Linked DNA regions of Homo sapiens: all the other regions are linked to region 1. A link is a contact called in ENCODE Hi-C or POLR2A ChIA-PET data. All regions are on one chromosome and are shown on one strand. The core of a region is the stretch at or near the end of the contact, and the rest is flanking DNA. Distances in the headings are between cores, read along the strand shown. Region 1 has its middle 97 kb from the start of PLCL2-AS1. Region 2 overlaps OXNAD1 (oxidoreductase NAD binding domain containing 1). Region 3 has its middle 44 kb from the start of OXNAD1. Region 4 holds the start of TBC1D5 (TBC1 domain family member 5).

The links. Hi-C counts contacts between places; a loop is a spot of excess contacts on that map. ChIA-PET counts read pairs that join two places held with the same protein, here RNA polymerase II (POLR2A). Pooled maps may share reads with other maps.
Region 2: a loop to region 1 is called in a map of naive thymus-derived CD4-positive, alpha-beta T cell, with 4 times the contacts of the local background. The contact joins two enhancer-like sites. A Hi-C loop is called at or near these places in 1 of 168 maps with a recorded cell type or tissue (naive thymus-derived CD4-positive, alpha-beta T cell) and 7 of 50 pooled maps. POLR2A ChIA-PET finds 5 or more read pairs at or near these places in 3 of 52 experiments (Panc1, activated CD4-positive, alpha-beta memory T cell and activated T-cell).
Region 3: a loop to region 1 is called in a map of natural killer cell, with 2.8 times the contacts of the local background. The contact joins two enhancer-like sites. A Hi-C loop is called at or near these places in 1 of 168 maps with a recorded cell type or tissue (natural killer cell) and 8 of 50 pooled maps. POLR2A ChIA-PET finds 5 or more read pairs at or near these places in 1 of 52 experiments (activated CD4-positive, alpha-beta memory T cell).
Region 4: a map of naive thymus-derived CD4-positive, alpha-beta T cell shows a loop between it and region 1 (6-fold over the local background). The contact joins the promoter of TBC1D5 here to the enhancer-like site in region 1. A Hi-C loop is called at or near these places in 1 of 168 maps with a recorded cell type or tissue (naive thymus-derived CD4-positive, alpha-beta T cell), 1 of 37 single-sample maps with no recorded cell type and 9 of 50 pooled maps.

The regions. Positions count from the first base shown.
Region 1 is chr3:17,150,383-17,153,124 of GRCh38, forward strand. No RefSeq gene overlaps it. Among named protein-coding and RNA genes, the nearest start is that of PLCL2-AS1, 97 kb to the left of the region's middle. RefSeq lists enhancers at 1,043-1,122, 1,123-1,624, 1,163-1,222, 1,423-1,592. Within about 2 kb of position 1,374, at least 4 of the 41 ENCODE cell types and tissues checked have a DNase peak (open chromatin) inside an H3K27ac peak, as active enhancers do; they include natural killer cell, where a contact is called at or near this core.
Region 2 is chr3:16,284,937-16,287,678 of GRCh38, forward strand. It overlaps OXNAD1 (oxidoreductase NAD binding domain containing 1), which reads left to right. Exons shown (of 9, transcript NM_138381.5): 5 at 1,406-1,512. Among named protein-coding and RNA genes, the nearest start is that of OXNAD1, 21 kb to the left of the region's middle. RefSeq lists a silencer at 1,325-1,464. Within about 2 kb of position 1,380, at least 5 of the 41 ENCODE cell types and tissues checked have a DNase peak (open chromatin) inside an H3K27ac peak, as active enhancers do.
Region 3 is chr3:16,308,224-16,310,965 of GRCh38, forward strand. It overlaps a transcript of OXNAD1 not described here. Among named protein-coding and RNA genes, the nearest start is that of OXNAD1, 44 kb to the left of the region's middle. Within about 2 kb of position 1,493, at least 4 of the 41 ENCODE cell types and tissues checked have a DNase peak (open chromatin) inside an H3K27ac peak, as active enhancers do; they include natural killer cell, where a contact is called at or near this core.
Region 4 is chr3:17,741,213-17,743,954 of GRCh38, forward strand. TBC1D5 (TBC1 domain family member 5) reads right to left here and starts at 1,419. Exons shown (of 23, transcript NM_001349074.2): 1 at 1,269-1,419. It overlaps LOC105376975 (a long non-coding RNA gene), which reads left to right and starts at 1,732. Exons shown (of 2, transcript NR_135536.1): 1 at 1,732-1,906. RefSeq lists silencers at 906-1,105, 1,336-1,645 and enhancers at 1,105-1,808, 1,766-1,835.

The DNA of each region.
Region 1 (2,742 bases), core at 124-2,623:
ATACACTCTTCAGAGTTGGTTAGTATTATGGACACTTCTTTAAGGAATCATCTGAATCTTTAAGCTGTAGGAATTGACCCATTAGTGGATCATGAGATTAATTTAGTGGGTCACATCCAGCACTTATGAAAGTAAAATAGAATCAAATAAAATAGGGGAGGAGGTATCAGAATGAGAAAGGTATTGCATGCGGTATGAGGATGTTTGTTTCACGAGCCTTCTGTTTCAGGGTGTGTATGGTGTGTGTATTCAGGGGTTAGGGTATGGGGGTAGAGGCAGCTGACTGGCTAGCAAAGCTGTACTCCTCTCCATAGTATCAGTGTGTCCCTAGGAAGGGGCTGCCCTTGTGTCTAGGTGGGCCGCTGGGTGACTTGCTTTCCCAGTGGAATGTGATTAAAAGTGACACTTTACTTCTTAGTCAAAGTGTCTCTGACATTGGTGGGAAAGTCCTAAAGGATGGAGCCTCAATGTGGCTGGGTCCCTGAATCACTGCATGGAGGAGAGTCACACACAAACCAGGAAGCCTCACTTTGATACTTATGTCTGTGAGAAATGGACTTCTCTTGTTTTAAGCAACTGACATTTTGGAACCTGTGTGTTATATAGCAGCAGACACAATCCTATTTAATATATCATGGAATATATTTTTAAGCCAGTCAAATTTCATCATAAAATGTATTTATTACTGTGGGGTCTGGTCAAAAAAGTTTGAAAAAAGTGCCTGCTCGGCTGGGCGTGGTGGCTCATGCCTATAATCCCAGCGCTTTGGGAGGCCAAGGTGGGTGGATCATGAGGTCAGGAGTTCAAGACCAGCCTGGCCAAGATGGTGAAACCCCATCTCTACTGAAAATACAGAAAAATTAGCCGGGTGTGGTGGTGGGCACCTGTAATCTCAGCTACTCGGGAAGCTGAGGTGGGAGAATTGCTTGAAACCCAGGAGGTGGAGGTTGCAGTGAGTTGAGATCGTGCCACTGCACTCCAGCCTGGGCAACAGAGCGAGAATCGTCTCAAAAAAAAAAAAAAAAAAAAAAAAGCCAGCTCTACCCCAGCCTCCTTATTTTTCAGATGGAGTGTCAGAGAGAGTGGGGCCTACCCACTGTCTCCTGGACGAGCTGGGACCAAACCCAGCCTACGCAGGAGGGGTCATAACATGAGGCCTGTATCTGCTTTGTTCCCATGGAATCCGGTAAAGTGGATCCCCAGTTCGACTCCAGCAGGCCCATCTCTCACCTGTCTGCCACGTCCACACTGCCACCAGGGACAGAGCTAACATCTGGCTCTGCTTCATGAGGCCTCCAGCCCCAGAGCAGCTCAGGGACAGGAAGGATGAACTCTGCCTGGCCTTGCTGAGCTAGTTCTCGGGGCTCCCACTGCAAGCTCTGTGGTTAACGCCTCTGCTGACAGCGGACAGGACAGACTTTCTCTGAAAGTCTGAGTTTCTCTGAATCTCTGAGGTGCAGGATTCTCAGAAACCCAGCGGCAGCCTTGCCACGCACCACCGCTGCGACACTGGGTGAGTCACACACATGCCCAGGAACATGCCTCCATATCTTGTGACAGGGTGAGTTTGGTCCCTGGTGCTGGTGCTGCACGGTAGATGGAAGCACAGCGGCTGCTGCGATCATGCAGAGCTTGTCACCTCCAGGAGTTAGAAGCCACCCAAATCCTGCCATTCAGGTGCTGGGGGAGGGAAAGTCCTGAGGGGCAGAGCTTCTGGGCTGTCTGCACACATGTGGCCACATCAGCCCAAGGCTTTGCCTTCCCCATCACCGGCCCCCATGGGGAGACTGGGAGGAGTTAATGCAGGTGACAGCCAGACCCAGGGCCTGGAGTTTGACAGGCTTAATACCCTTGCAACACCCCTGCGAGGTGGCCAAGCTAGGCATTTGCCCCAGCCCCACCCCCCAATATTAACGACGGGGAAATGGAGGCTCCTGGAGCTTGCTTGTCTTGCTCATAGTCCCCTCTTGATTGGCTGACAGCGGGATAGATGGACCCCTGGCACCTTGAGGGAGGAGTCAGGCAGGCAGGGCTCACGGCACTGGTGTCTGATGGACACTAACATCTCTGAATGAACTGGGGTTGGTTGACACTGGCTTCTATCTTTCCCCAACCTGTAAGCAGCCTGGGATTTGATCAGAGTTGATTATGACTCTTTCCCCAGGGGTGATGTTTGTGGGAGGGGCAACGTTTATGGGAATGAAAGCAAAGAATGACAAAGAGGTTTAGGAAAAACCTGGGACTGGCTGGTCCTCAAGATCTGGGGAGGAGGTGGTTTCTGCGCTCTCCCCCACCCCACCGTTCTGGGCTCCCAGAGTCATCTACTCATCTCCTCCTCCTCTACATATTCATATTCACCCCTCACACTCCAGTGGCCCAAGCTCAGTCCCTTCAAGGGAGGCTGGTCTAGTTGTGTCCCTCCCCAGGGGGAAAGGGAACTGGGGCTTCCTGAAGGGTCTCTGCCACATCCTTCCCATCTGAAATTATCTCATTCATTCACTGGGCATTGCCTTTCTCTCCCACTGGACTGCAAGCTCCCTGAGGACAGGCATCTTATCCATCTTGTTCACTGCATGTCTCCAGCCCCCAGCACAGTGTTTGGCACATGGTAGGCTCATAAATATGGGTAAATAAATAGCTAAGGCTCAGAGTCCCTCTTTTCAAGATAAGAAATGCAGAATCTGGACTTGGACATGAATATATTCAGCAGAATGCAGGGAGGTGTAGGACAAAGGCCTGGAG
Region 2 (2,742 bases), core at 130-2,629, 870 kb before region 1:
TGTACTAAAGGGAGGAAAATTGAACATGAAGGAAAGGGCTGGTGGTTGCTGATGGAGCAGTGTTTCTGAGAGAGTAGGCAGGACTAGGACCAAGAGTGCAGGTAGAGGGTCAGTAATGGAAAATTACCCCAGTTGATTTTTAGGAGAGGAGCAAGAGAGGGTTGACAAAAATATGGAGAAAGAAAGGTTAGGTATTTTGCAGGAGGGAGAGAAAGGTAGATAATACTAGAAGATACTTTGAGGTGGTGAGAGAGACCACCATCCATCATGAGAATTATCCAGTGGATTTTTGAAAATGGTCTCCACTAATAGTTTGATGAGATTTAGTAGTCCTATTGGAGTAGAGGGCCTGCATGAGCTAGCATTAGGATGGGACGTTCATTGACCTTGACAGATTTCCAAAGCACCCTTTGGTGGAGCTGTGAAGGTCACACTTTCCAAGGAGAGGGCTATATTTTGGTTAGTTGCTGATTTGCTGCCACAAGTAAAGATGAACAGACATAGAAGGTTGAGGAAGGAAAGAGTCATGTTGTCTTTTTTCTTTGCTTGTGAAGATGTCCCAGGCTTACAGGACAAAGAAACACAAAGCAGATGAAAGAATAAAGGAAATAGATACCTTTTGAATTTGAGGGGTGTTGAGCCATGAATGGCACATACCTGCATAGCTCCCGAGTCAAACCTATTCAAGGCTTTCCAGAAATCAGATACATCATGTAAAAATAGTGCTTCTCAAATTATCTGTAGGGAAGGGCTCTTTTTATTGTTAAGATTGTGATCTGTTTCCATTTTATAAAATATCGTGTGATAAAAAATGAATTTGAAAATTAATTAAAAACAAAGACATGAAGAATGCAAACCCATTTTGTTTTCTGTTACTAGACTCAATAGGCACAAGATTGTTCTGTGAAATTGTTAAAAGTTTCTAAGTGCCTGCTTTTGATTTCTGAAATTAGCTCTTTGTGGGCTCCTTACACCCCCAGAAGCAAGAGTGGGCCTCACTTTGCCCAGTGCTGATGGAGAATTTAACGGCAGCTCCTTGATAAGACCCTGGCTTGTTTACAGAGTTCCAATTCCCTGAGCTCTTCCCAGAGTGCCTAGCCCAGTGCACAGCACATTGTGGATACTCATCAGATAAATGCCGGTTAAAAGATCCCTTGAATAGATGATTTTTGAATGTAGGATAAAATTAAATTAGTATGATAGCAAGTCTCTCAAAAAAAAGTTAATTAAAATGTATTCACATGGTGGTAGGCTGAACTAAAGCAAAGTGTGTTTTACCTTGTTTGGCAATTTTCAAAAACCACATCTTTGTAGGTTTCAAAAACCTTAGTTCTCAGGATGCCACCATTTGTCCCTTGTGCTGTGTACGCACTAACCTCAGCCACAGTTCATCTTTTGGTTTTAGATTGTGTCAGCAGCTAAGGTGTGTGGAGCTGCCAGTGAGTCACCGTCAGTGAAGAGCCTCCGCTTGCTTGTTGCTGATCAAGACTTTTCCTTTAAAGCTGGCCAGTGGTAAGTGACTTTTCTGTGTTCCATGTATGTATGTTCAAGAAGGTGCCATCAGATAGAAGGTATTATTTTTTCTCCTGGAAAAGGCTAGCCATTCCCTTGAGGAAGAGGAATTCTAAATCATATCTGCTCAGGGTGAGCCTTTGTTGGCACAGAGGATCTGATTCCTTTTCTGGCCTCAGAGCCCACTTGGGTTTTGAGCCCGTGGCTCCCTCAGTCGTATATGAAAATTGCTGTCTTGTGTTTTCCACATTCAAACAAAGCTAGTTCTGGCCCATGGAACTGACAGCTCTGATAATTAGACTCTTCAGGAATGGTTGCTAACAGAATGCACTTCAGTAATCTAATCTCCTTGAGTTACGTGTTGCAGGAGATTCATAGGTTTTTTAAAAGTAGTCTTCTTCGTGTCCAATGCAGAGTAAACAAAGTATCCTGAAGAGAAGAGGAACTAGTGATGTCATCACAGGGCTCACTACCCTCTTGACTGAATTTGTCTATCATATGTACCTTATTTGGGTTGAATTTAAATACTTTGCCTAATTTGTTATCAGGATTCCCCAGTCAGGCCCAGCTCCCCAGAACCCCCACACAAATCATAAGTCTGTCCCATTTGACTCGGGACTGATCAGCATGCTGACTGGGTAACATTTCCTCCGAATGGGGCCTCCCTGAGCTTCAATTCAAGTTCAATTGTAAGGAAAGCAACTTGAATTTCCCTAGGAAAGGTGTGTTTGGGTGTGTGTGTCCTTTATTTTAATAAAGCATTCATTTCTAAATGGATTTCTGGCATGTCAGTCTTGATAGTGTTTCTTAGGAGTCACTTGACTAATTTTGGCAGTCCATCTGGAAATGTGGTTTTGTTAGAAGGAGGATGTGTGATAATAGCAAGTGTGATAATAGCAAGAGTTAGCAGTCTTGTGTGTTAATAGTTTGCCTTTGAATTTAGAACTAGAAAACAAGATGCTGATTGCAATAATTTGGGTTTGTGAAGCAATTTACTGCAATCTTTGCACATGTTCGATGATACACATTAAATGCATTTTGCCTGTTTTAGGGGGCGGGCAACATATTTACCCTTCAAAAATGGTTTAGCAGTCATTATATTGAAAAGTGGAAACTTTAATTGTAATGATCTGTTTTCCATATTTCCTTTCTGTGGAAATGTTTGTGTCCTGTGCAAAGCACTGTCTCCGTGCCTTCAACTCTGAATCCTGCCAAGACTCAGACCCAGCC
Region 3 (2,742 bases), core at 243-2,742, 840 kb before region 1:
GGGCAACATATTTTTTTGCACCTATCACTGTTTGAAAGAGAAGCTATAGCAAATGGATGACTGGGTGAGTCACTGGAATGATGGATCTTAGGGGCCCAGGGGTAGCAGAGTGGGAAAGGCTGCACCCATGCTCTGGAGGGTAGGAGGATTGTTATATGGGACTCACAGCACAAACACGTGTGGATGCAGTGATTGTCAAATGATCCAAGGGCATGTCTTGTTGCTCCTATTTTTTTTTTCCTGTCTGAATGGAAAACAGCAATTTCCTCCATTCCTGGTTATTGCAGATGATCTGATAATTTAACCTGAGAGCCGTTATTTCATCTTATTTTATTTTAAAACTCAAAAGAAGTATACTGTTCTCATCTTAAACAGTGAGATGTCTGGTCTTTAATATTACTCTTTCTTAACATACAATAAGCTAGCAGTGTGGTGATGACATGTAGATACCTCCTAATGTGCCATAAAATCAAGGCATGCATTTTAAAATGTTTCGTGCCCAGAAATCCAAACTTTTATAGTTGTTGAGCAGCCATCTTCATATGGTCTGTTCTGAATTCTTAAAACCTGCAGGAGCTCATCAGCCTAACCTGGCCCCTTCCAGCTCATCCCCATGTCCTATTTTGCTATATTTGAGCATAACAAGATTTTATCTCTTCCTTTTTAAAAATTAATTACCTAATAAATATGACCAAAAATTGTTAAATAATTTTTTAATTACCTAATAAATGTGACCACAAATATTAAATAAAATTATATAGATTAAAATGCTGACGTTCTCTTCTCCCCCATCCTATTCCCTTGCCTAGAAGGAACTTCTGTATAAAAAACTTGCTGGGTATCCTTTTAGAAATTTTATGGTATATTAATCTTGTATACATATACAACTGTGGGTACCTATACAACTATGTCTCTCTTTCTTTTAATACACTTCAAATTCTTGCTATATACCATAATATACTTAACCATATCTCCATGATGGACATTTAAATTGTTTGGAGTTTTTGGCTATTACAAGCAATATTGCAGTAAACCTGTTTGTATAATTTTTCTGCACATACTCCTGTAGAATTACTAGAAGTGCCATTTCTGAATAAAAAATTGACTAGTATTACCAAGTTACCCTATAAAATGCCTAATCAGTTTATATTCTAACAGGGTATGAAAGTGCCCATTTCTAGCCAACATTAGATACCCTCAGTCTCATACTTAAGTATTTTTTTTCCCCTAATCAGTTAGATGAAAGGTGATTTTTTTAACTAACAATTTTCTGATTGAATTTTCTGATTGTTCCGTAGGCCTGTCTGTCTTTTCCCCTAATCAGTTAGATGAAAGGTGATTTTTTTAACTAACAATTTTCTGATTGAATTTTCTGATTGTTCCGTAGGCCTGTCTGTCTTAGAGACTATAGAAGCCCAGAGAGAAGAAACAAAAAATGAGGCAGATTGGTTGGCTGTGTGGGATGGTGGGAGGAACATGACACCAGGCTTCAAGAGACCTAAATCATGCCCATTCTACAACTTGTTTCCTGTGTGACTCATTCCACCTCTCTCTGAAACCTGCTTTCCTTATCTGTCGCTGTGGGTAGGACTATGCAATTTAAAATTGCTTTCAGCTTTACCTTTCTATAATTTCATGATAGAAAAATGGGCCTTAGAGATCAAGGTTGACTGTACTGAGAGATGTCTAAGGAGTATCTTAACTCTCTTCAAATATTTGATTGATTCTTGGGATGACTATTGTTTGTATCTCTGGGGTTGACAGAATAAGAAGACATTGTCTTGGACTGAAGCAAGGGAAAAGTTTGGTTTGATACAGGGGACTTTTGGACTATACTGCTGATTAAATTCTGGAGTCAGGGCTCAAGAGAAATAGTGGAATTACCGTTAGTAAGAAATAAAACTGACATTTGCCCATTGGGGCTTAAGGTGTACTTGACTGAGACAGGGACTGGATTGATAGTTCCCCAGGTTCATAAAAAGGAAGTGTTTTAGACAGTTATTAACTTACGCATTTTGTGGACCTAGAAACTGGTAAGTTTGCTAGTTGTTCTTTCTTCTAAGTTGATTCTCTTGTTTTTTTTTCATTGAACAATCAACAAGATAGGAGGTACCCAGGACTGAAGGTTCATGAAATCAGAGGTCCATTATAGGAAGCATTTTAATGCTCACCCTAATAAGTGAAATATATTTCTTACTATCTTTAAGCCTTTATATTATTTAGAGGCCACAGAAAAATCCAAATCCAAACTGAACTTAATGACTAGTGAGCAACACATTTAAATACACAAGTTTTACCACATTAAAGGATGAAAAGCCAGTCAGCAACATGGGATCATGTTTTAAAACTGTCTCTGGATGAATGAATATCTCTACTCTTTCTTCAAGACCCAGTCCCTACAGTTGACAACCAGGGTGGTTCTCCACCAATTCCTGGCTCAGGGCTTTGCTGGAATTGCCAACATTACCATTAGAAATCATTTGGGGCTGGGCGCGGTGACTCACGCCTGTAATCTCAGCACTTTGGGAGGCCAAGGTGGGCAAATCACCTGAGGTCGGGAGTTCAAGACCAGCCTGACCAACATGGAGAAACACTGTCTTTACTAATAATGTAAAAATTAGCCGGGCGTGGTGGTGCATGCCTGTAATCCCAGCTACTCGGCAGGCTGAGGCAAGAGAATTGCTTGAACCTGGGAGGTGGAGGTTGTGGTGAGCCGAAATTGTGCCATTGCACTCCAGCCTG
Region 4 (2,742 bases), core at 169-2,668, 590 kb after region 1:
CATTTTTAATAAGAGCCCCAAGTGATTCCCACCCACATTAAGGTTTGAGTGTTCTGTGATACTGCAGATAGCTGTAAAAATTAAAAATGCTCAAGTTTACAAATGAATTCAGAGATATGGTATGAAAAGTACCAAGACACGGAATCAGAAAAGCCCAAAGAGAAAAACCAATATATAAATGAATTTCTTTGCCACCGATAGCAAAGGCTCATTTTTCAACAATACCTATTTATTGCTTCCTGCTTTAAGTATTTTGTGCAAGAGCACAACACTTATAAAGGTTTACAAAAGAATTACCGGGTCTAGAAATTCCAGGCAACCTGGTCCAAACGTGTGAAACCTGCATGTTAAAATCTTAGGATTTTGTCCAATTCAGAGTTGACAAATGAACTCTTTCCAGAAAGTTATTATTCGAAAAAAACCTACAGGATGTTAACTTTAAACACAGATTATAATTCCTGTAACTAAAACGAGTAACTGGTATCGAACAAATTCTAGGTCACTTGTAGAATCGAATCTTGTAGTGAAGGTCTGTGTGTTTTTCCAGGAAAAGTCGGGGTGGGGAGCGGGATTTGCCCTCCCTGCGAATTTTTTTTTTTTTTTTTTTTTTTTTTTTTTTGCTCTTATCCTGAAAGACCTCCGTTTCTTACGTGTGAATAAACTTAAGTCGTACTAAATCCAGGTCACGGTTCCCTTCCTCAAAAGTGAAGTCAAGGCTTCTCTCTTCTAAAGACTATTAAGGTTTGAGGATTCAGGGCCCGTTTCGCTTCCGGCTAGGGAAGGAAGCGTGCTTCCCGGGGCCCAAATGAACATGGAAATTTACTAAGTAGGAAGTTGAGCACTAGTCCAGCCGCCAGGCCCTGCCTTTACTGCAGTTGGCCTTCCAGTCTAGACCCCGACCTCCTGGGGCAGGGAAAGCAGGCAGACTGCAAGCAGCCACCCCGCCCAGCTCGCCCTGCCCGCCCTGCCCGCCAGGGAGCTGAAGGGTCCACCCCTCCCGCCATCCACCCCCGACGCCGACTCCGAGGCGCACAAACGGGGGGCGGTGCGGCAACCCGTCCGCCGTGGCGGCGGCACCCTCAGGCCCTCCCGTGAGAAGGCGGCGGCGGCTGCGGCTGCAGCAGCGGCGCGAAGGGGGGCGAAACCTGTCCTGAGGCTGAGTGGGAGGCCGGGGCGGGAACGACTGCATGTGGGGCTGCACTGGAGGAAGGCGGAGGCGTTCAGAGGGCTTGGGCTTTTTTACGATCATCATCATTATTTTATTTTACCTGTGGCGCAGAAGGGCTCCCCAGCTCCTATTCCCTGAATCCTCCTCCTCCTCCCCTCCTCTTTCTCTCTCTCTCCCTCAGTCTGCAGGGCGCTCGCGGAAGCGGCCGGGCCCGGCCCGACCTGAAAGAGAACAGGGCGGGAGGGGGTGGCGGCGGTGACCAGCGGCCACGTGACCACGCTCGCGCCGTAACGGCGGCCGCCTCCCGCCGCGCGCCCTCCCCGCGCTCCACCTCTAATAACCTCGCGGCCCGCGCGCCTGGGAAGCTCGTGCGCAGGCGCCCGCACGGGACCTGAAGTCTGCGCGCGAGCGCAACGCGCTCGCTCTCGGGTCCGGGTTTCTGGGGCCCGCGAGGCGCGAGAAGCGAGTAGGTGGGGAGTGAGCCGCGGGCAGAGCTCTCCTTGGCTGAGCCGGCAGGCTGCTGAGCGCATGCGCCTGAGGGCTTTTACCCCTCCCTTCTCTCCCTGCTTCCAACCGGCGCGCGGCTGGAGGCTGGGAACCAGCTCCTGGGTCTTAGTCAGAGGTTCACATCCACCAACTATCTTCCCAGGGTTGGACTGAGAAGGGGAGCAGAGGGTCCCAGGGACTCTCCTGAGATCCTGGCTCTCCTGCCAAGGAATTTACATTTCCTTGTCACAGGTAAATGGCCTTCCATGCCACATTTTTCTGTGGCTGAGTAGGCTTCTAACTCAGCTCATCTGTCACTTTCTCCGTGAAACTTACCCCTGCCTACTTTAGAGGAGTCACTAGCACTTTGTGCAGACCTACCTTGTAGTACAACCCATAGAAAGATAAAGGTTAGGAGTTATTTTTTCACAAGCCCACAATACTAGACTGTGGTTTCTATCTTTATCTCATAAACTTGGACAGGGTCTTCAGTGTTGTAGTATCTCCCTAAACGTCTGATGACTATCAGAACACAGGGAATGTCTAAAACTTTTATCGTTGCCCTTGGTCTCTGCATAATCATGATTTAAGATCCCCTTTAACCCAAGCACGTGGGAAGGTGGTGTTTGTTTCCCCAGTATGAAAGCCTTTAAATCATAATGTTAATTAGAGTGGTAAATGCTTCACTTAGTAAAAGAGATTTATGGTATTTTATTAGCTTATCTTCACAAAGAGCTCCAACGAAAATTGATACTGTTTAGTCCAGAAAAGGAAACCAAGTCAGAGAAAGGTCAGATTTCTGAAGGTTATCTAGCTTCAGAGGAAGATGCCTGTGTGGGAGACCTTTGTGGACAAACACCCCACTTCACACAGAGATCCCTCTTTTTCTGTTGCCCCTCTTTCTGTTGCAGAAACTGAACAGGTTAAGTTAGTGCCTGTGGCCAGATTTAATCCGGCCAGATTTATTTATTTATCAAATAAATAAAATGTAAAAACTCCCTAATTGGGAGTTCTGGCTAGACCAGTCATCATCACTGTTAGACTGGTGAATACTGAGATGATAGTCAAGAAATGGGGCTAGCAACAAA